5 separate regions of the Homo sapiens genome follow, and regions 2, 3, 4 and 5 are each linked to region 1. The links are chromatin contacts, found by Hi-C in ENCODE. All regions are on one chromosome and are shown on one strand. The core of a region is the stretch at or near the end of the contact, and the rest is flanking DNA. Distances in the headings are between cores, read along the strand shown.

Region 1 (4,779 bases), core at 1,522-4,021:
TCGCAAGCACTGGGCCGGCGCTCGAGGTGTGGTCAGGCGAACCTGGCTTGGGAATGAATTAATTAATAAAGGCCGAAAGCACGTGGGCTTCCGAAAATTCACCTGGATTCAGAAAAACTAAAGTCCCAACTCACAAACTAGAAAGGAGTAGGGGAACAGAATCCGTGAACAAGCCACCTAATCCGGTGGTCCTCAGTTTTCTTATCAGAAATGACTAACCTTAGGGCACAAGCTTGTTGTAAAGATCAGTTGAAATAGTGTGAAAGCTATTTTATTTCATTTTATTGAAACAGGGTCTCTCTCTCGCTTAGGCTGGAGTGTGGTAGCAATGACCTAGTCTCACTGCAGCCTCGACCCCGGGCTCAAGCCACCCTCTTACCTCAGCCTCCCAAGTAGCTGTGACTACAGGCGCACATCACCACGCCCGGCTAATTTTTGTATTTTTTATAGATAAGGAGTTTCCCCAAATTGCCCAGGCTGATCTCGAATTCCTGGGCTCAAGCAATCTGCCCTCCTCGGCCTCCCAAAGTGCTAGGATTAGAGGTATGAGCCACGAAACCTAGCCTAAAATCTCTTTTAAAGAGCAAATAGTTCAAATATGATGTATGCTGTCCTAATCCCTACTAATCTGGTTGACCTTCAAGAATGAGTTTATATTCATCTGGCATTTACTGCCTTATGTCAGGCAGGTATTTCACTAAATCTCATTTATTCCTCACAGCAATCCAACAAGGCATGGATTATCATTTTCCTTCTTCAAATGAGGAAACATATTTAGGATATGTTAAAGTCTCTCAACTAACAACTGGCAAACCAGTGATCAATCTACGACTAGGTGCCTCCAAATTTGTGCCCCTAGACGCCTTCAAATATATGTATTTGACCCCTCTGTATTAGAATAACAGGTAGTTCAGATTGCGGTTTGCTACCTATGCAGGAATGTCAGATACCCAATGCAAACAAGCAACACACGAGTAGTGCAGAATCTGAGCATTTTAGCATTTTTGAGTTGAAAGGAAACTTTCTTCCACACCATTTACCACATACAGCTTCCTTCACACAGCTGGCCCTCAATCAAGCAAATCAAGAGTCACTCCATTTGCTTCTCCTTCATCTTTGAGTACCCAGAACCCAGAGCCAGAATTTCCACCCAGTTGCAGAAACTGTTCTTTCCCTTTTTAATTCCAGATTCGTACTTTCATATTTTTGTTTGTTTTGTTTTTTTGAGACAGGGTCTCACTCTATTGCCCAGGCTTGAGTGCAGTGGCTCGATCACAGCTCACACCAGCCTGTCTCCCGGACTCCATATTGTAATGCCCAACCTTGTTTTTACTAACCCTGTTTTTAGACTCTCCCTTTTTCCTCTGATCACCTAGCCTTGTTTCCACTTGAATTGACTCTTGCTTAGCTAAGAGAGCCAGACAGACTCCATCTTGGCTCTTTCACTGGCAGCCCCTTCCTCAAGAACTTAACTTGTGCAAGCTGACTCCCAGCACATCCAAGATGCAATTAACTGATAAGATACTGTGGCGAGCAATATCCGCAATTCCCAGGAATTCGTCTGATTGATAGCACCCAAAGCCCCCAGTCTATCACCTTGTAATAAATAGTCTTAAAGCCCCTGCACCTGGAACTGTTTACTTTCCTGTAACCATTTATCCTTTTAACTTTTTGCCTACTTTATTTCTGTAAAATTGTTTTAACTAGACTCCCCTCCCCTTTCTAAACCAAAGTATAAAAGAAAATCTAGCCTCTTCTTCCGGCTGAGAGAACTTTGAGCGTTAGCCATCTCTTGGCCACCGGCTAAACAAATGGACTCTTAATTCGTCTCAAAGTGTGGCGTTTTCTCTAACTCACTCAGGTACAACAATATTTTTGTTAAGTGGCCTCTTGTGCATATCTTTTTTTGTTTTGTTTTGTTTTTATTTGAGATGGAGTCTCGCAATGTCGCCCAGGCTGGAGTGCAGTGGCGCAATCTCTGCTCACTGCAACTTCCGCCTCCCAGGTTCAAGCGATTCTCCTGCCTCAGCCTCCCTAGTATTTGTTGTCTAGGGATTGTTGCATTTTACTTTTTTTTTTTTTTTGAGATGGAGTCTCGCTGTGTGGCCAGGCTAGAGTGCAGTGGCGTGATCTCCGCTCACAGCAACTTCCGCCTCCCGGGTTCAAGCGATTCTCCTGCCTCAGCCTCCCGAGCAGCTGGGATTACAGGCGCCTGCCACCACACCCGGCTTATTTTATTATTTTATTTTATTTTTGTTTTTTAATAGAGACGAGGTTTCACTATGCTGACCAGGCCGGTCTTTTAACTCCTGACCTCGTGATCCTCCCGCCTCGGCCTCCCAAAGTGCTGGGATTACAGGCGTGAGCCACCGCACCCGGCCTCTTGTGCATATCTTTAAAACACCTCCACAACTAGCAAAGTGCCCTGGCACATAGCGCTCAAAAAACGTTGGACGGGATAGTGGTTGAACAGCTCCAAATAATAAACTGGTAGCCTGGGGCGGTGGTTCCACTAGTCTAATCCTCTAATTTTGTGCCTTTCTGTGGGAAGTGAGAATGCTTAACCTCGGGGCTGTGCTCAGGCAGCACCTGACCCTAGCCAGGGTTGGGGCGGACCTCCTACCGCGGGCTAGGTACTGAGGGCCAGTGCAGCACGCGTGGTCCCGCCCTTCCCAGCCCGGCGGTAGCGGGAACGCAACGCGCGGTGCTGGCTGGGCCTCGACGCGCACCGTAGCGACTGCCCGAGAAGGCGGGGCTCGGAGTTCACCCCGCCCCGCTCCCTACCTAAGGCGTGAGGCTACGAGCGGTCGGCTGTGGCAGCTTCTCTTGTCTCTGACGGCTTGTAGTTATGGGGCAGGAGCCGCGGACGCTGCCGCCCTCCCCCAACTGGTACTGCGCCCGCTGCAGCGATGCCGTGCCCGGGGGCCTCTTTGGCTTCGCCGCGCGGACCTCCGTCTTCCTTGTCCGCGTGGGCCCGGGCGCAGGCGAGAGTCCAGGGACACCCCCGTTTCGAGGTAACTCACCACCCTTGGGCCCGAGACTTACTGCCCTTTGTACGCTCCCCAGGGGCGCCGAGTGGACGACTCCACCCCGTTTTCTACAGCTAGGGAAACTGAGGCCCAGGCTGGGAGGAGAGGCAGCCCACAGTCACTAAGCTGAGTTGCTTCTGGTCTCCTAATGAGCTACACCATGCTGTGGCCGAGCGGTCCCGCCTCCTGGAGCTTCCACGTGGGGCCGCTTGCTTACTGAAAAGTTAGCCTTGTATAGTCTCGGCCATTTATATGGCTCCCCTGCCCAGCCTGGTGCGCGCCAGCCCCCCGGGAGCCTTCCTGGGGTTGGGGGCTAACCACAGCTGCAGGCCCTAAGCAAGATCCTGCAACGTGTGGCATTCCTTACTGTAAGATGAATGGGTTGAACCAGATGCTTTCAGGCTCCAAACTAGGCTTTGATTGTGCCTTAGGATATGACATGCCAGGTGATTTATTCTGGCCACATCTAAATAAGAGTCACTTTCACATTATTTGAGCTGCTTTCCAGTCTGTGAACTAAGCAGAGCAAGGTATATCAACATTCATTTCACAGTTGAGAAGCTGAGGCTCAGAGACTTGTTCGAAGTCACGTGGCACAGCCAATATCAGCACTTGGGAATTCTGAGTGTAAGTCCGTCGGTGTTTCAGTTATACCATGGGTTAAGTAACTCCAAAGCATCTGCTCACTTGTCATCCAACAACAGTATGATTCTGCCAGGAACCTTGGATAGCACTTCGATTAACCTAGCGTCTGGTTTTGCTTAAAGTCATAGGAGAGTTGGTGGGACACACCGAAAGGGTCTCTGGCTTCACATTTTCTCATCACCCTGGTCAGTACAACCTCTGTGCCACCAGCTCCGACGATGGGACTGTGAAAATATGGGATGTAGAGACAAAAACAGTTGTGACAGAACATGCACTCCATCAGGTACCATGGCTTACTGGTTTCTCAAACCGTTTTTATCTATCTGTGCTGAGGGTTCTTCTGTTGCAAGCTAGTTTTGCTAGCTCATCTGTGCAAAGTAACTTGTAATTGTGTTCATTAATTAGATAAGAAACTATATTGTAAGATGTCTCAACTTTTTTTGAAAGGAGATATATACAAACCAGAGGTTGGCAAACTGCTCTGTGCCTGTTTTTGCAAATAGGTTTTATTAGAATACAACCACACTAATTCATTTAAGTATTGTCTATGACTGCTTTCATGCTACAAGAGTTGAGTAGTTGCAACAGGCATGGTATGGCCCACAAGGTCTAAAACAATTACCCTCTGGTTATTGATACAAATGGACTCCTGATATAGACTGTAAATGCGTGAATGAAACTCATTTCTAAGCTAGATAGTTACTTGATGTACCTGCCTTTTGAGAGAACAAAGGAAAAGACCTACTTAATAAGAACTTTGCATTAAGCTATTTAAAAAATTTTTAATGATTATTTGATCCCCAGTAGTCTAAATCTTCCCACCATTTTGTTAATATCGTGTTGCTATAGAAGTACTACTAATAAGTATTAATTACTTTTTTTTTTTTTTTTGAGACGGAGTCTGGCTCTGTCGCCCAGGCTGGAGTGCAATGGCGGGATCTTGGCTCACTGCAAGCTCCGCCTCCTGGGTTGACGCCATTCTCCTGCCTCAGCCTCTCGAGTAGCTGGAACTACAGGAGCCCACCACCACGCCCGGCTAATTTTTTTATGTTTTTAGCAGAGATGGGGTTTCACCATGTTAGCCAGGATGGTCTCGATCTCCTTA
Region 2 (4,744 bases), core at 1,126-3,625, 4.3 Mb before region 1:
TCACTTATTCACAAGAATAGCACGGGAAAAATCGGCCCCCATGATTCAATTACCTCCCACTGGGTCCCTCCCACAATAAGTGGGAATTCTGGGAGATACAATTCAAGTTGAGATTTTGGTAGGGACACAGCCAAACCATATCAATCAGAAAATACAAAACCCATGGGTACAGATCTAAGCACACAAAGATTATATAGTGGCTGCCACTCATGTAAATAACCAAACATATGTCTCTTCCTGCATAAAGCTTTCTATTTTTCATTAAACTCATTCCTCCCACAGTCCAGAGAACTGGATTTTCTAATCTCAAGGTATTGGTATTTCCAATGCTTTCACTTATTTGATGAAACATTTGATTGCACTCTTCATGCAACTATTAGGACCAACTGCAAGAAAGAGGTTAAATTTTTAATCTCCACTTCCAAAAATAATTTAAAAACAGTGTCTCCTACTAAAAGGCCAATTAGAAGAGAGAGCCATAAATTCATATTTATATTTACTCATATATGAATACAAATATGAACTATAAATGTATATTTACTCCTATGTTTACAATGTGTTCTACTGAAAATGTAAAGCAAGTGTCTTAATTTAGGGTAACGTATTCCATTTTAGACAGAACTATAACAAATGTTATATTCTTCAATTAAAAGTGGACCTTTTGAGTTAAACTGAAATACAGTTTAAATATTTTCTGTAAGACATAAGAATAAAAGGGAATCCTACGAGAGCTAGAAAGGCAACCAGCACTAATATCGCATATATTGTGATGCGTAGTAGTGCAGAGTTTGGAGTGAAATCATCTGAGTTCCAGGTGACCCTGGACAAGTGATTGCTCTTCTAGACTAGTGGTTTTCAAAGCATGGTCCCTGGGCTAACGAACAGCATTGACCTCACTTGGTAATTTGGTAGAAATGTAATTGGGGTGGAGAGAAGGGACCTAGGAATCTGTGTTTTAACAAGGTCAGTCCTCCTCACCTCTGATGAATGCTCAAATTTGAGAGTCAGTACTACAGGCTCTTCAATGTTTTCAGCCTTAAAAAAAATGTGCCAGAGGGCATGGGCTCTATATGGTTAATAAAGCAGCATAAAAACGTTACGAAGCACCTATCCCACAAGTGGAAATTCCAAGTTGGCAAATGCCTTAAAGGGCCAAGCGAAACAAACACCATAAAAATTGTAAATGCATATGTCTTTAAGATTTGTTTAAAAGTTACTGAACCTTATTTCATCATTAAGACCGTTCACACCAATGAAGCAGTGTGATATAAATGCATGAGCTATTTTGCTTTCACATTTAACCTTCTTTCTTAGTATTTTGTATCATTTCAGATCCCATCAGATTTATAAGCTGAAAAATGATTTGGGGTGTGGGGAGGAGTGAAGTTGGCAAACCCAAACAAGCAAGCAAAGAATACACTTCCATATGGTCAACCTAGGGTCAAGAATAGCTGTTTAGGTTGGAGTTCTACCTAACATACTGTGTTGACTTTGCCTAGTCAATCCACCTCTTGGCCTCAGTCTTCTCAACAAGATGAGGCTACTAATATTCACTGGACAGGAGTAGTGTTAAGGTATGAAGTAACACCTGTGACAGCACTTTGTAAACTGTAAAACACAATACAAATGGTGTTCATGATGGAATAAAAACATGCTAAACAATTATCTCATTGAAGCTTCACAATCCTGAACCAACAGCTGTTGTCCTCATTATACAAATGAGAATCCTGAAAAGAAATTAAACTTGCCCGGGACCACAAACCTAAAAAGTGGCAAATGAAGAAATTTTAAAGTATAGCAGTAAAAGTAACACTTTGGGAATTAACGGGAGGTTAACTTTCAACAATCCCAGCAAAAGATAACCGTGAAGCACTAAGAACTCCGGCGAGAACCGCACACCAGCAACAACTGCGAGGTGGTGCAGGGTCGGGGGCTGTGCTAACTGACTTAGGGGAGCATTAGGAGGCAGGTGGAGGCTCCAGAACCAAAAAGGCCGGGATGCCTTCAACAAGGAGGTTGAGGGGAGGGATGGACAAGCCTGAGAAGACGGAGGAATGAAGTTTGGGGACGCAAAACCCACTGGGAAACAGAAAGCCCTCCAAATAGGCTAGACTGCTGGATGGGAGGACAGCGGCCCCCGCGACTAAGCGGGCCGGGGCTAGGGGCCTGGGCGTCAGACTAGGACAGACACTATCCCCAGCCCGCCGCAGTGCAAGCCACGCCGCGCGGGCCGCAAAGCCACTGTCCCCGAGCCCCAACAGCGTCTCCAAGGGCAGCGCGCCAGGGTGCCCCGCAACCCCTCACCTGGAGCGCGGTGGAACCTGCGGCAGCGGACGCAGAAACCGGCCGCTGAGAGACCGAAAGCGACCGGAAGTGAAGGGCGGGACCGGAACCGGCTGAAAAACCGGAAGTGGGTGGTTTGAAACGGAAATATGTTGGGGACGGAACAACTGCTTCCTTTGAATCTCTTCGGGTGCTAATCAAATGGCCGCTGTAAGGGATCTCCACAAAGCCACGAAGAAGCCAGGCCTTTCCGAGACTGTAACCGCTGTGCAGATAGCGCCGATCCCTGGGTGGCCGCTCTCTCGTTCTGCGCGTGCGCTCGTTCTGGGCTGGGAGCGGATGGGTGCTGAGGCGTGTGACGTCTCTAGTAGTGTCGTAACTGGGTGTGCTGCCTTTTCCAGGTGTACTGAGGTCTTCGTGAGATTCAGGGCTAGGACTCGTGTGGCTGTGTCATGTTCCGAATGAAGCTTAAAAGGTGATCTTTGAGAACTGAAGACTTGAGACCCCTCCATGGGCCCAGGGGCTGCCAACACTAATAATTTCAGAGACTTAGAATCTGAGGAGAATCTCCAATCTAAGGGGAAACGGAAGAGGGTCAGGAAAGAGAAGGGGCAAGCTTAAGTGACTCAGAATCCAAGAAGCAAGTCTCATAGGAGAGCTGCGATCGAGGTTACCATACAGTATCCAATCGTCTCAACCTTCCCATCCATACTTCCATGCTGTCTTTCCTCTGAATGCAAGGAAAACCGGTTACACAAACGCTGACAAAAGAATGTCAGACTTGAATGGAAATTCGGAGCAGTACCCATCTGGTCCATACAGCGAACTCCCAGTGAGCACCACGGCAATGTAACTAATTCATGTTTCCCTCTTGGCAGTGCGGGAAAGGCAGCAAAGAGCCAAGTTTTGTATCTTAACAGTTCTTTAGTTAAGAGGCACACGCTATTTTGCATTCTTCCCTACTTTTGATAATTTTTGGCTGCACTAGTAATGCATGAGTATCTGCTCATTTAAAAAACTCAAACTTTTTCAGTGAAAAGTATGCCCTTTTCTTCAGAAAGTCTTAATTAAAAAAAAAAAAAAAATCATTGCCCAGACCAACATTTTCAAGCATTTTCTCAAATCGTTTTCTTGGAATAGCTGCATAGTTTTGGGTCTTACATTGAAGTTTGGTGCTCATATGTGGGAGCTAAAAAAAAGTTGACTCCATGGAGATAGAGAGTAAAATTGTGGTTACCAGAGGCTGGGAAGGATAAGGAGGGAGAAGGAGATGAAGAGAAGTTAAAAGGAGCGAAAATATGGTTAGACAGAAGGAATAAGTTGTAGCGTTCCACAGCACAGTAGGGTGACTATAGTAATCAATAATTTATTTTGTATTTCAAAATAGAGGAGAAAGGTTGGGATAGTCTCAACACAAATGATAAATGTTGGCCGGGCACAGTGTGGCTCACACCTGTAATCCCAGCACTTTGGGAGGCCAAGACAGGCAGATGACTAGAGGTCAGGAGTTCAAGACCAGCCTGGCCAACATGGTGAAACCCAGTCTTTACTAAAAATAAAAAAAATTAGCTAGGTGTGGTGGCATGTGCCTTTAACCCTAGCTACTCGGGAGGCTGAGGCATGAGAATCACTTGAGCCTGGGAGGTGGAGGTTGTAGTGAGCCAAGATCATGCCACTGCACTCCATCCTGGGTGATAGAGCAAGACTATCTCAAAAAAAAAAAAAAAAAAAAAGAAAAGAAGAACTTTTGCCTCCTGTTGCTCCCTGGAGCCTCTCTTCTAATGTGTGGAGGATAATATACTTGTCCTTCATTCATGCATCTCTGTAGCAGCTAAAGATGCCTGGGAATTCCTCCATAGATTGTCAGGTCTGAGAGTCTAAATAATATATGGAAACAATTTCACAACATCAGATGACAAACTGTTAATATTACTGTGACCACATTTACTTTGGAAGATAAAAGGACATTCCTGCACCTAGGCCAGAAATCCCCCACTACTCTGCTTTTATCTCCATCTCCCCCAGACTTTTTTCTCCCCTTTTCTCTCTCTGGCCATTTTCTTTCTCTAGCAAGTGTGTTCTCTTGCCCAGCTCAGATCTACTCCCCTCAAAAAGCTTTCCCTCTCTTCCCAGTTGGAAGACAATCCTCTTCAAAAATTTAGTTCCCTCTAGAAGTTTGTCTCTCTCTTCTAATACCTACTCCTTTGCCTTTATCTTGCCTGCAGTAAGAGAGCTGAAAATATTTAGAATCTGCCCCACATGACAGAATACAGGTTCTTAATGAAGCATGCCCAGTTACTGCCCTTCTCTATTCAGCATGCTTTCCCCAAACTACTACTTAAAAACTCCATTCTCTTCAAACCTCAGAACTTCCAATATACTCCTTTGCTCTAGGCAGATGACATTGTCCCATATTTTGGCAATTCTTCAAACCTCTGAATCTACAAACTAAGGTATATTT
Region 3 (4,591 bases), core at 2,058-4,557, 3.7 Mb after region 1:
CTGGGACTACAGGTGTACGCCACCATGCCTGGCTAATTTTTGTATTTTTAGTATGGACAGGGTTTCACCATGTTGGCCAGGTTCAGGTTGGTCTCAAACTCCTGGCCTCAAGTGATTTGCCTGCCTTGGTCTCCCACAGTGCTGGATTATAGGGGTGAACCACCACGCCCTGCTGCAACTATTCTATAAACCTAAAATTATTCCAAATTTTTTTTTAGGAAAAAAGCACATAGCCCAGTACATAGCACATAGTATGGGTACAACAAATGACAGCCACTATACAGCACTATAGAGTCTATTAAGCACCTACTATATGACTAGCATGGGGCTAGATATCCTCCCCTGTTATCTAACACCCATCACAGCCTGTAGTCACAAGATCAGTTATGCTAGAAGAGGAACTGAAATTCAGGTTTCCTGATGTTCATTCACTGTCACCCCCCACCCCCATCTTTATCTGGCCCAGGGACTCAAGGTCAGGGCTCTGAATCACATGAGCCCCAAGAAGATGTAGGTGCTGTGTGATTTTGAGTGACCTTTATAATGTCTCAGGGCCTCTTCAAAACTGCCAATCTAAGACCTAGTCTGAGATGGCATCCATACCCACAGCATATACAACAAGTTTGTAGGGTGAGCTAGCAGCCTCTAGCCAGACTCCACCTCATAGCGGCCAGCCCTGGAGCCAAGAGAAGCATTCTCAGCCAACATTCAGGAACAAGGTATAAATTCTCCAGGCAAATGAAGTCAAAAGGTCCACGTTCCTTCATTCAACAAGCAAAACAGACTTTCTGCCTCGGGGGCAGAGTGAGGCCAAGCCCACAGATTTATATGGCTTTATTTGTTTCTGATTTTAGAAATTTTCCATCAATGAATGCATTTCCCTTCACCGACAACTCCCCGAGATGCACGTTGGCACCATCACACCCATCTTACAGATGAGGAGAACAAGACTCAGGAAATCCATGGATTGAGACAGGGGAATGATCAGAAGCCAAGCCTCCCTGCTTTCAGTATCACCCGCTTTCCCCTACACAGCACTGTTCCTCACTCTCAAACACTTCCAAGATGGTAGAAGGGAGGGGATCAGGGTTGGACCTATCCCTTTGCTACCAGAAATGTGTGATGTCTTGACCACAGCTAGCAGCCAAGAGGCAATGGAATCGGGTTTTTGTTTTTGGGGTTTTTTTGTGAGATAGGGTCTCACTCTGTCACCCAGGCTGGAATGCAGTGGTGCAATCTCAGCTGTAGCCATGACCTCCCAGGTTCAGGCGTAGCTGGGCCTCTCACCTTAGCCTCTCAAGTAGCTGGGAATACTGGCGCACACCACCACGCCCAGCTAATTTTTGTATTTTTGCAGAGATGGGGCTTCACCATGTTGCCCAGGCTGGTCTTGAACTCCTGAGCTCAAGCAATCTGTCCACCTCAGCCTCCCAAAGTCCTGGGATTACAGGTGTGCACCACCGCACCTGGTCTTGGGTTTTTTTTAAATTGACAAACCATAGTTGTATACATTTATGGGGTACACTGCAATGTGAAATGTATTCTCTTAGTTGTTTTGAAATGCACACAGTTCCTGACTTACAATGGTTTGACATACCATTTTTCAACTTTACAATCGTGCCTAAGTGATAAATATTCAGTAGAAACTGTACTTTTAGTATCCATACTGTTTTTCACTTTCAGTACAGTCTTCAGTAAATCACATGAGACATTCAACACTTTATTATGAAATAGGCTTTGTGTTAGATGATATTGCCCAACTGTAGGCTAATGTAAATGTTCTGGGCATGTTTAAGGTAGGCTAGGCATGTTTAAGGTAGGCTAGGCTATGATTCTCAGGTTAGCTGTATTAAATGCATTTTCAACTTATGATGGGTTTATCAGAACATAACCTCATGGAAAGTTAAGGAGCTTCTGTATATAATACATTACTGACGATAGTCACCCTGGTGTGCAATAAATCTCAAAGCCTATTCCTTAGCAGAACTTGGTGGCCCACACCTGCAGTCCCAGCTACTCAGGAGACTGAGGTGGGAGGACTGCTTGAGCCCAGGAGTTTAAGGCTGCAGTGAGCTACAATCGCCCCACTGCACTCCAGCCTGGGTGACAGAGTGAGACCCCACCTCTACTCTCAACTTCTGTAAGTTCAACTTGGTTAGAATCCGCATATAAATGAGATAATAAAACAGAACTACCATATGAGCCATTATCCCACTTCTGGGTATATATCCAAAGGAACTGAAATCAACATTTCGAAGGGCTATCTGCACTCCCATATTCATTGCAGCATTACTCACAATAGCTAAGATATGGAAATAACCTAAGTGTCCATCAACAGACACTTGATGGATAAAGAAATTATCCATCAACAGACACTTGATGAAGAAATTATCCATCAAATTGAATGCATAAAGAAAATGTGGCATATATACACAACAGAATACTATTCAGCCTTTAAAAGGGGGAACATCTTGTCATTTGCAACAACATAGATTGAATCTGAAAGACATTGGGCTAGCTGCAATAAGCCAGGAACGAGGCTTTTTCAGGTGAAGGGATTACAGAACTTCCCTTTCCCAGGGATCTGCAGCACGGTGTGAATGAGAAGTGAAGGAAGAAGCGGTGTCAATGAGAAGTGAAGGAGGAAGCTTGGAGGGTACGGGGACTGTTGTCTCAGTGGCTCATAACCAAGGGCAGCGGGGTCACAGGCCTGGGTATTTGTCACCAGATGGGCAAATCTGGATCCTCTGGCCTGGAAAAGCTCTCAAACCCTCCCAACTCTCAGGAAGACCTCAGGGCATTCGAGCAGGGGAAGAGATGAGGCAGCAGGCCTTATCATGGGGGACATAAGGAGTGGGGGTCAGGAGTAAGGTGCAGGGTTAACAGGACTGAATCTCTGGGGGCAATGCCTTAGTTTTAAGGCTGTCTGCATTTTCACTCCGGCGCTTGGAGGGAGGGCAGGAGAGTGCAGACGTGAGATTAATCTCTCCAAAAAGGGCCTGGAGCAGAACAAGTCTTTAGAGGCCACCCTCATTGTACAGACCAGAATCCCATAATTAGTTACTTTGGAAGGCTCTAGTGCAGAGAACCAATTCTAGAGAACGGAGTGGCCACCCCCATATCTCAGCCAGACCCGCACACCCGTAGCTGGGCCAGGAGGCTGCAAACAGACTCTTAAAAGAGGGTGCACTCACCTTTTTCAGGTGGGCTTGCGCAGGGGCCGCGAGAAGCAAGCCCAGGGCGATCAGGAGGGGAGCCTGCATCAGGGACTGCATCGGGAAGGGTGGGTCAGGGCGGAGTTAACTGCAAGGTCTGTGGCGGCAGAGGTGCCTTTAAATGCCTTCCAGTATTGGTTACGCAAAGAAGCTGAGTCCAGTCACTGGCAGGTTCGCCCTGCCCCGTCCCGGCCAGAGACTTCCCGGCCGAGAATTGGACCGATTCCTCCCGGCTCCGCCCCCTCGCTCTTTTCATTGGAGCCTGTCTCTCTAGCGTAGGTGTCAAGGCCTTCCCTCTCTGGGGCGTAGGCGGAGTTGGAAGAGAAAGGGGCGGAACTGAGCGCGGCGGGGCTGAAGGCGGCTGGAACGGAAGGGAGCTTAGCACGAGGTTGGGGCGGGATCACGAGGGCGGGGCGGAGCTGCGCGCGCGGGAGGGGCGGGGGCGTGGCGCGAGGAGGGGCCGAGCGGAGTCGGGGGCGGGGCGGAGCAGAGCTCCTGGGAAGGGCGGGGCCGGGCAGGGGATGGGGCGGAGCTGTGGTTTGTGAACTCGTGCCGGGGCCGTCACCTTTGGAAGGACCTTTGGGAAACCGCGGATTCAGTGTTTTCATCCCCAAGTCCTTCCGGACAAAAATGTCAGACTCTCTGCCATGTTACGCTTCCCCATATGTGTGTCTTTTTTTTTTTTTTTTTTGCTTTGAGACGGACTCTCGCTCTGTCGCCCGAGCTGGAGTGCAGTGGCGCGATCTCGGCTCACTGCAACCTCTGCCTCCCAGGTTCAAGCGATTCTTCCGCCTCAGCCTCTCGACTAGCTGGGACTACAGGCACGCGCCACACGCCCAGCTAATTTTTGTGTTTTTAGTAGAAACGGGGTTTCACCGTGTTGTCCAGGACGGTCTTGATCTCTTGACTTCACGAATCCGTATCTTTTTAATAATTATAACCGTTATAAAAACTAACATTTAGTAACTGCTTGAAAGCATGCTAAGGACGCACAAGGGAATGCTTTTTTTTTTTCTTCCCCAATTTTAGCACTGAGGAAACTGATACACAGTGAGGTTAGCTCTGCCAAGGTCGCACAGCTAGGAAGGAATAGAGCAAGACTTCTTTTTAGACACCCCATCAGCCAAGATTTTGTCAGGTTAATATACTAGTTGGAGATTTGCTTTTAGAAAAAACAGGGATGTTGTTACCAATACCGCCAATTTACCACAGGATTGTAAACTACACAAGGGGTGGCATCATGATGCAGGCACTCATTTATACCCAGTGCCTGATGCATAATAGACAATCTGTTGAGTACATGAATGCATGTGTAGAATTTAAAACTCACCTGATCATCTTTTTTAAAGTAAACTTTTTATTTTGGTTTACAGAAA
Region 4 (4,355 bases), core at 1,068-3,567, 4.9 Mb after region 1:
TCTTCCCACCTTGGCCTCCCAAGTAGCTGGGACTACACATGTGCACCACCAAGTCTGGCAAATTTTTAAATTGTTTGTAGAGATGAGATCTCATTATATTATCCAAGCTGGTCTCAAACTCCTAGGCTCAAGCAATCCTCCTGCCTTGGCCTCCCAAAGTGCTGGGATTACAGGCATGAGCCACCACCACACCTGGCCAATTGTAATTAACTGAAATAGCAACATATGCTAGGAGCTAGAGACAGCACAGATCTAAACAGTCATCTGACCAACCAACATCAGCTCTCTGGTGCTGGGCTAAAAAACAGAGAATCTACTAACAGCTTTTATGTCTAGGAAAAGAGGCATAAAAAACTTAATAACCAGTTCAAGAAGAGTTAGTTTTTTTTGTAGCCAAGTTCTAAATTGGACTTTTACCACAAGTCTCAATCCTTGGAGGGAGAAAGGCTCACAGAAACCACTTGAATTTTACAAGAGGAAATAACATAGTTGCCCCTGAAAATCTGTCAGGAGGAAATTTAGAATTCTGGGAAGAGGCAGTTGTGGTGGTAAATATGGGACTGATACGTGCAGTACAAAGCCCACACACCTCTCATTTAGACCTCACTCCACAAATAAGGTATAATGAGCACTGCATGTGGAGTCAAGAGACCTAAACTCTAACCTTATGATCTCAGAGAAGTCTATTCCACATCCTAAATTTCAACTGTTTCTACTGTGAGAAAAGGATGAACCCAGTGGCTCCTAGTCTTTTGGAGGCAAGAATTCTTTTGACAATGTTGCGAAAGCTTAAAAAAACAAACAACTACAACAACAAAAAACCTCTCCTAGAAATTGCAGACACACTGTATTTCACCTATAATTTTCAGGATATACCCCAGGTAAAGCACACATTATTCCTTAGGTTCTTCCTAGTTCTCTGTCATCTCTAAATGATTCCTCTTCCTATTAAAAACAAAAACTAAACTAACAAAGAAAAACAAAACAAAAACCTACATTCTAACTGCCATAGTGCAACCCAGGAAGAGAACACAGTCTACAACTTGGCTGGGTAAGCAATAGGCCAGTAAAGGATAAGGGAAGCAGTAGTTCAAATCAAGGCTACGTGGGGACTGCGCTTTTTTGCCCTGAATTGACTTCTGGGCGGCTGAAAGCCTTGTGGAGAAGGGCAGTAACTGCAGGAGAGCATCTGTAATGAATGGCATATAGGGTACTAAGCACCCTGCGCAAAACGGGTTAGGAAACACTCATTACAGCCACCTTGGGCTGAGGGCAGGAAGACAACACCCTACGGTTTTGTTTGTTTTATTACCCTGTTCTAAGCCTGAGTACAAGTTTGTTATCAGACTCGAGGCAGCAGTATAGCAATGCAAAAAAAGGCAGGACAATTTAAGGTTAAAAACGAAGGGCTCTAGAGGACAGAAAATCCGGGTTCTAGTACAGACTACACCAGTCGCACCAGCACGGGGACCTCTGACCTTAAGCAATCTACTTACCCTAAGTCTCCGTTATTTCATCTGTAAAACAGAGTTAAGGTCAATACCTGAAATATGCGAGACACTTTCTCTGTCCCATCAGATCCTCCTTGGAATCTCACGAGATTGCCTTTGAGGGCTCAGCCATGGGCCACAGTTTGACTCTGGGCTAGCTCCTTTCCCTCATTCTGGGTCATGAATGAAGCAAGAGCCAAACCAGACAAAGTCTTGGTCAAGCTAAGACGTCTGGGACATCCGAATGTCCCATACGGATTGCGGAAGGAGGACACTAAGGCTCAGTGGCCCTACTTTGTGGAAGACTCAGTAGAGGCTCAGAGAGCCGCAGCATCCAACTCGAGGTCGCCCAGCGGCTCGGCGCGGCCCTCGAAGGCGGGACTTACCCGGAGGAGCGTGCAAGCTGCGCCGCTCACATTCCCGGAGGCGCTTGGCCCGGCGGCTGGACGAGGGGGATGGCTGGCGCACTCGCGCTCCCCGCTGTCGGCGAGAGGCGGCTCCAGTCGTGACAGCAGCAACAAGGAAGTGGAGGCGAGGGCTCGCGCGCGCATCCCGGGGGCTGAAGGAGCCCCGGCCCCGCGGCCCCGCCCGGCGACACACGGCGCGGAGTCGCGACAGCCCCTCTCGCTTCCCCTCCTCGGAGTCGCGATATGGGGTCCTGAAGGGCAAGAATAGGAGCACAGGTTCGCTCCGCAGGCTCCTCACCGATGCCTGCCGAGGGCCCCGGGGGTCAAGCCCCGGGGAGCTCGAGGAAGACGGCAGGGACACGGTCGTCACCGAGGCACCGGTTTGGCGGCTGCACCGGCAGTAGCGGCACACCACGGATCGCCAGGGAGACCCGTCCCGGCGGCCCTCGCGGCGCACCGGAAGCGGTCGGCAGCGCGTGACTGCATGCGACCCCTGGCGCAAGCGCAACAGCCCAGCCCTAGCTTGGGAGCGGACCCACACGAACTGCTCAAAGGCTTGGAGCGGGTCTAGTAAGGCGAACGGACTGCTTCCGGCCAGAGGTCCCGGGCGGAGGAGGAAGCTGTGGCTGCCGGCGGTGGGACGCCCCGGCCGCTCAGCCCCCGGGCACTGCTGTGGGGCGTTCAGGTAACAGGGGCGGGGCTGTGCTGAGCGTGAGGGATCTAGGCCCCGCCTCACCTTTCAGAGCCACGTCGGGCGCTGGGAAGCCTACAATACCACCCTCTCCTCAGCACGACGTTCAAGGCCTGACCTCAGCCTGTCTCAGTCTTTCCCTCTCATTCAGGATCGGGTTCATACGTAGTGCCGCATCAAGTAGCGCCTTCATCACTCCAGTGATCTGCCCTCAATCCGTCTCTCCCACTGGCCCACGAATAGTGATGGTAGTGAGTTCCTGGAGTGACTCAAGCTGAGCTGAATGACCGTATGGAGAGCTTCCGTAAATCAAATAGGGATTGGATTGGATTGTCCTTTCTCTCCAGTGTCACAAGTTGTCCACATTTGTACAAGTTCCCGCACAACCCTCACTGTATTCCAGTCTGCCTACTTCTCTGCATCTACCGCCATCACCAACCTTCTAGCCACCATCATCTCCTGCCTGGACTGATGTAGTTCTCCCCACATCCCCTCTACAATCCATTCTCCACGAAGCAGTCAGATTGATCATTTTGCACTGTAAGTCTGATCAAGTCACTCCCTGCTTAAAACCCTCCAGTGTCTCATTCACTTAAAATAAAATTCAGACGTCTTAGCTTGACCAAGACTTGTCTGATTTGGCTCTTGCTTCATTCTCTTTCTATGTCTCCTCTCAATATTAGTAGTTCCCAGAACCAGCTATATAGCACTCTGTAGTGTTTGGAGTGCTAGCTTTGTTGTGAGCCTCCTGGGTTTGAATCCCAGCCCTGCCACAAGTAAGCAATATTAAGCAAGTAAAGTGCTTAACAAATGAGGTTTACGCAGTAGATCCTCCCACCTCAGTAAATGGCACCATCATCTGCTGGATTCCTCAGTGCTCAAACCAGAAACCTGGGCGTTATCCTTGACTCCTCCTTCACCTCACATCCGGTCCAGCACAGGGCTTGCAAAAACATAGCCCCAGACTGACTACTACTCACCATCTCTCTATTACTACTCTAATCCAAGCCACCATTATCTCATGTGGACTCCTGCTTTTTTCTCTGATACCCTTCCATTCTTTACACAGCAGTCATCTCTCCTTCCTTAAAATCCTTCAATAGCTTCCTATTGCACTCAAATTAACATCCAAACTGTATATGGCCTACTGGTTTAGCCTGCTTTTATCTTCAGATTTAAGGCCATCTCTTAGGAAAATCAACTTTACCCATTAGGTTCTCTACCCTGCAACCAAAAGACTATATTGTAAATCTGATCATGTCATTCCAGAAAAACAAAACCAAAAAACCGTCAAAAGCCTCTTAATGCCCCCAAAGCAAGCTAGAAACCTGACTAGGACTTCCTGTGATTTGGTCCTTGCTTTCTTCTCCAAAGAATTTTTTGTTCCTGACCAGGACATTCTATTTCCTATATAGTATTTCATTGCCTTTCATGTTAAATATTTCCTTTCATCTCATGAGTTCCTATTTGTTTATTCTTTAAGGCCCACCATATTATTCCCTCTTTGAAGTGCACTGCCCATCCATGCTCCATTCCAGTTGATTATCTGCACATTTATGTTCCAGTAGTACTCCGTAACCTCTGATTTAGTTTTCACATGCTCTAGTGTTTGTCTTCCCTGGTAGGCTCCTCAAAGGTGGGCACTATGCTCCATTCATCTCTGTATGGCTGGCATCAAGCATACTGCTTAATACATAGTACATGTCATGAATGGATGGATACATGTATGGAGGTGATAGTAAAAATCTACCCTTGAGAAGGGACAGT
Region 5 (4,454 bases), core at 1,421-3,920, 3.2 Mb after region 1:
GTGGTGTATACCTGTGTTATGATACAAAAAACAGACACTTGGTTTCCTGCGGTGGGGATATCGGGGAGCAGGCAGCAGCTACAAAACCTTTCTTTGCAAAGAATTAAACTCCTCAGCATCTGTCAAAGAAAGGGTCATCCCAGGAGGCTGGGTCTAGAAGTAGATTACACCAGGAAGAACCCACCATCTATACATGCCTACAGTGTGCACATTCCTATCCTTGCAACAACACTTTCAGCCAGAAAGCAGGGATTCTATATGCCCATTTCCCAGGCTCACTGGCTTAGTGATGGCTCATTGCCTGTAATCCCAGCACTTTGGGAGGCCAAAGTGGGCAGATCACGAGGTCAGGAATTCGAGACCAGCCTGGCCAACATGGTGAAACTCTGTCTCTACTAAAAATACTAAAAATACAAAAATTAGCCGGGCATGGTGGTGGGCGCCTATAATCCCAGCTACTTGGGAGGCTGAGGCAGGAGAGTTGCTTGAACCCAGGAGGCGGACGTTGCAGTGAGCCAAGATCACGTCACTGCACTCCAGCCTGGGCGACAGAGCAAGACTCCATCTCGGGGAAAAAAAAAAAAAAAGCTAAGAAAGAAAAGGGTTGATATGTACTATTAAGGAATAATCTTTTTTTTTTTTTTTTTTTAAATACAGGGTCATATTCTGTCACCCAGGCTGGAGTGCAGTGGTGTACTTATGGCTCAATGCAGCCTTGACCTCCTGAGCTCAAGTGATGCTCCCACCTCAGTCTCCTGAGTAGCTGGGACCACAGGCATATGCCACCACACCCGGCTAATTTTTGTATTTTTTGTAGAGCCAGGGTTTCACCATGTTTCTTAGTCTGGTCTCAAACTCCTGGGCTCAAGTGATCCTCCCACTTAGGCCTCTCAAAGCAATGCGATTACAGGTATGAGCCACTGCATCTGGCCCAGGAATAATCTCTAAGATATTTTATAAAGTGAGAAAAGCAGGATGCAAAACTGTGTATACTATGCCTTTTGTTTAAGAAGGAGAGGTCAGGGTAGGAGGAAGACCTACTTTTCACTGTACGCTACTTTGTGTTATTTGAAAATTAAACAGTAGGTACATTGGGATTCCACCTGCAAATCCTACACTTATCCAAGATAACTTCTAGTAACATTGGCTGTGGTTCATTTCATGCTTATTTTAATGTAAATACACGGAATGTATGTATATATTTATGCAGGAACTACAGTCTGGCATATTTTCTTCTCCTCTTTAATAGGTCTTTATTTGTGATCTTTAACAGATCTTTATAAAGCTGTCTTCTCTTTAAATTGCTGTCTCTAGGCTTAGCCATCCCCCCAACCCATACCCCTAATTCTCTAAAACATGCCGTGGGTGGTTCGCCCTGTGTACTGTTGCTTTGGGAAGGATTTCCTTCCCTCATGTCCACTCTCCGCCTTCCCTCATGGCAATCTAGCTATCCCTAGCCCCAGGGCACAGTTGTACCCAGGACTACCAAGATGCTAAGCCTTGCCCGTACAGGACCTAATGTGCCAGTACCCTCTTTCCCTCTCCTCCTCGCCCCCTTCCCTTCCATCTTTAGGGAATTCCTGGCAGGTTGGGTAGGGGATGAATGGTTAAGGGGTATTTTGTGAGCAGCGGAAGACCCAGTGCCAGGGAGGCCAACAGAGGGCCTAGCAATTAGAGAATACTTATATATATTTTTGGTGCCTACCATGTGCCAAGCAATGTATTAAGAAGTTTGCACACATTACATGTATTCCAACAATACTGCAAAGTAGGTTTCTTGGAGGGAACCATGTGTCGTTGTTTGCCTGAAACAGTCATGGTGTTTGCCTGTTGTCCTGGCAAAATTATTAATAGCATCTCCTTTCTCTAGCAAAAGGTTCAGATAAAAAATTGTATAGTGACCTTAACTGTCCCCATCTTATACGTGAGGATATTGAGGCTTAGAGAGGTAAGTTCATCTGCCCAGGGTCACATGGCTAATAAATGATAGGGCTGAGATTAAAACTCTAGTCAGTATGGCTCTGCTAGGGACTGAACTCTGACATGGACATGAATTGTGTCCCCGCAAATTCCTATGTTGATACCCTAACCCCCAATGCGACTGTATTTAGAGACAAAGCCTGTAACAGGGCGATAAAGGCTAACCGAGGTCCAGATTATTGCCTTCTCCCCAGGCCGCCTCTCTTCCACAACCGCCCCCACCCCACTGCAGTCAGGGCCCTTCCTCCTCTGTCACAACAGCTCTGCTAACCCTGCACTATCACTGCCTGCGTCCTTCGCAGCCTCCTGCTGCTGCTCTTCCACCGCTGCGTCCTCGTTGGCTGGCGCTTAATAAAAATTGACTCGGTGAATAAATGAGTGAAACTGTCCTTTTAGGGATGGATGGATGATGTCCTGTTCAAGGCGGTGCCCTTCTCTGGCATTCCCTAACACAAGCTTGACCCGAAGTAGGCGTTCTGAAAAAGGCCGACAGTCGATGGAGGCCAACGCAGCGCCCCTCTCACCTCCTCTCTCCGTCCAGGCCGGGTGACCACGGGCCCGGCCCGCAGAAAGGAGGCGGCGCGGCCGGCAGGGATCAGGACTGGAGGGGGCGGAGCCTCCCTCGCGGCCGGGCCCGGAGTGGGAGGGGCCTCCGGGACCAGGCCTCTAGTGCGCACTCTCGGAAGCGCAGCCGAACCCGCCCTCCGAATCCAGAGAGGCGCTGCTGACACCGCCGCCACACCGCCGCCACACCGCCGCTGCCTCAGTCATGCCGGTGAGTGGTTGCGCCGTCCCCGCCACGCAGACTTGCAGTCCCGGGTTGCTTCTCGGCTGCACAGCCGCTTGACCGGATGCTGATCTTGAAGGGCTCAGGCGGCGGCCGGAGCCGCTGTTGTCCCCTAGCTTACCCCACCCAGCCCCCAGCTTTTGCGACCCTTCAGAAAATGGGATCCGAAGGGAGTTTAATCTGGGAGCCAGGCTTCAAAACGTCGGAGCTGGAAGGCCTCCAGGGGCGACAAGCCCACACCTTCCCTGCGTACACAGAGAAACAGAACCAGAGAGGGGGCAGGGGATGGGGGAGTTGGTGGCCAGCGGGAACTGAGACGCCTAGTCCCTGAGCCTTCCTCCTGGCTGCCCTGCCCGCGGAGCTGGCCTGAAGGAGGGCGGTGGGGAGGCTCTGGACAAGGGAGTGGACCCGGTTATTTCCTCACGGACCGGGCAGGTTTTCAGAGGTTCATGCTTTTCTTAATTTCCCTGCCCACTCTGGCCTACTTTTCAGATCAACTCTGGGCGACACTGAATGGAGACACTTTCTCAGCCTGAACCCATGAGCCCCAGAGAGGTTCAGGAACCCCCCCGCACAGTCACCAGTTGCTCAGTGGCTGTGTCTGGGAAGTCAGTCTTAGCCTGCCTTTGCAGATCACTCAGTCTTATCACATATATTGTTGCTCGTGGCCTCGTTTTTTATATAAAGAATTGAGGCCTTTGGCAGATAAAAATATAAAAAGCCCAGTAACTTATTCCAGGTCGTGTTGAAGTTGGCAGAGCCAGGATTCAGCTCCTTATCCTTAGGCTCCCCATCTCTCCAGGCCTGACCACATGGGAGGTGCCAGGCAAAAGCAGTCACACCGGCTTGGGAAGATGCTCTGATCTCAGTTGCATCTTGGTTAGGGTCATGTGGTGTTTAGCATTTTCTTCAGGGTGCCTAATTCATGGCTCTGGGCCAGGTGGATACCCAGAGGTATCCCACAGTTGCCATGTGTCTTTGCATCCTGTCTTTAGGGAGCTGGCAGGTGAGCCTGAGGCCTCCTGGGCAGAGCCACTGACATCTCAGGTGTCATTTCCTGTGGGTCTTGCCAGGTGCCTTGAGACAAATCCTCCAACAACAAAGTATGGATAAGGAATCTGATAGAATCAGCCCTACCAGTTGGGCAAGTCAGCCTGTGGCAATGGTAGAAGACAGTATTAATTGCCCTGGGGCTTGGGGAGTGAAGGCCACCAGGATTTTTTGTGGGGGGTGGCAATGAGGAAAAGGCTAGCTTGATCATCACTGTATTCTGTATCTTCTGGGGATTTTGACAAAAAACCCTCTGGAGCAGATGATGGGAATGAGGAGGGCACTTGGCACCATGTACCACAAGATAACAGCTGAAGGAAAGAGGGTGTTAGTCAAGGGATTTCCTCAAAACTGGAAAGGGAAGAAAAAAATATATCTATATACACATACTGGAAGGGGAAGAGTGTGTTACCTGAGAGTTTTCTCAGACAAATGCCCGAGAGCACAGGGTTTGGAATCCCAGAAACCTCTGAAAATCTGTGCCCCAGCTTGCCAACTGGGTGACCTCAGGCAAGTTGCTTTATCTCACTGCCTTGATTTCCTCATCTGTAAGATAGGGACAAAAACTTTGACCTCACAGGACTGTTGTTAGTATTAACTGGAAAAATGCCAGTAAAATATGTCACACAGCCACTGA

Evidence for each region. A loop is a pair of places that touch in the nucleus more often than their neighbours do. Pooled maps may share reads with other maps.
Region 2: a loop to region 1 is called in a pooled map, with 20 times the contacts of the local background. The contact joins the promoter of UBLCP1 here to the promoter of GEMIN5 in region 1. A Hi-C loop is called at or near these places in 6 of 50 pooled maps.
Region 3: a pooled map shows a loop between it and region 1 (11-fold over the local background). The contact joins the promoter of GM2A here to the promoter of GEMIN5 in region 1. A Hi-C loop is called at or near these places in 2 of 37 single-sample maps with no recorded cell type and 6 of 50 pooled maps.
Region 4: a pooled map shows a loop between it and region 1 (12-fold over the local background). The contact joins the promoter of HMGXB3 here to the promoter of GEMIN5 in region 1. A Hi-C loop is called at or near these places in 5 of 50 pooled maps.
Region 5: a loop to region 1 is called in a pooled map, with 4 times the contacts of the local background. The contact joins the promoter of ATOX1 here to the promoter of GEMIN5 in region 1. A Hi-C loop is called at or near these places in 5 of 50 pooled maps.

What each region holds. Positions count from the first base shown.
Region 1 is chr5:154,936,203-154,940,981 of GRCh38, reverse strand. GEMIN5 (gem nuclear organelle associated protein 5) reads left to right here and starts at 2,771. Exons shown (of 28, transcript NM_015465.5): 1 at 2,771-3,014; 2 at 3,797-3,957. The coding sequence starts at 2,849. RefSeq lists enhancers at 2,473-2,522, 2,913-3,092, 2,684-3,275.
Region 2 is chr5:159,260,921-159,265,664 of GRCh38, reverse strand. It overlaps UBLCP1 (ubiquitin like domain containing CTD phosphatase 1), which reads right to left and starts at 2,375. Exons shown (of 11, transcript NM_145049.5): 1 at 2,305-2,375. RefSeq lists enhancers at 2,135-2,642, 2,399-2,708, 2,739-2,808, 2,643-3,150.
Region 3 is chr5:151,251,901-151,256,491 of GRCh38, reverse strand. It overlaps GM2A (ganglioside GM2 activator), which reads right to left and starts at 3,307. Exons shown (of 4, transcript NM_000405.5): 1 at 3,195-3,307. The coding sequence starts at 3,275. RefSeq lists an enhancer at 103-242 and a silencer at 3,347-3,696.
Region 4 is chr5:149,998,701-150,003,055 of GRCh38, reverse strand. HMGXB3 (HMG-box containing 3) reads right to left here and starts at 2,317. Exons shown (of 20, transcript NM_014983.3): 1 at 1,877-2,317. It overlaps TIGD6 (tigger transposable element derived 6), which reads left to right and starts at 2,402. Exons shown (of 2, transcript NM_030953.4): 1 at 2,402-2,582. RefSeq lists enhancers at 1,423-1,502, 2,390-3,178 and a silencer at 2,583-2,662.
Region 5 is chr5:151,756,847-151,761,300 of GRCh38, reverse strand. It overlaps ATOX1 (antioxidant 1 copper chaperone), which reads left to right and starts at 2,670. Exons shown (of 4, transcript NM_004045.4): 1 at 2,670-2,755. The coding sequence starts at 2,750. It overlaps ATOX1-AS1 (ATOX1 antisense RNA 1), which reads right to left. Exons shown (of 4, transcript XR_007059008.1): 3 at 4,230-4,363; 4 at 2,941-3,012. RefSeq lists a silencer at 2,482-2,731 and an enhancer at 3,502-3,631.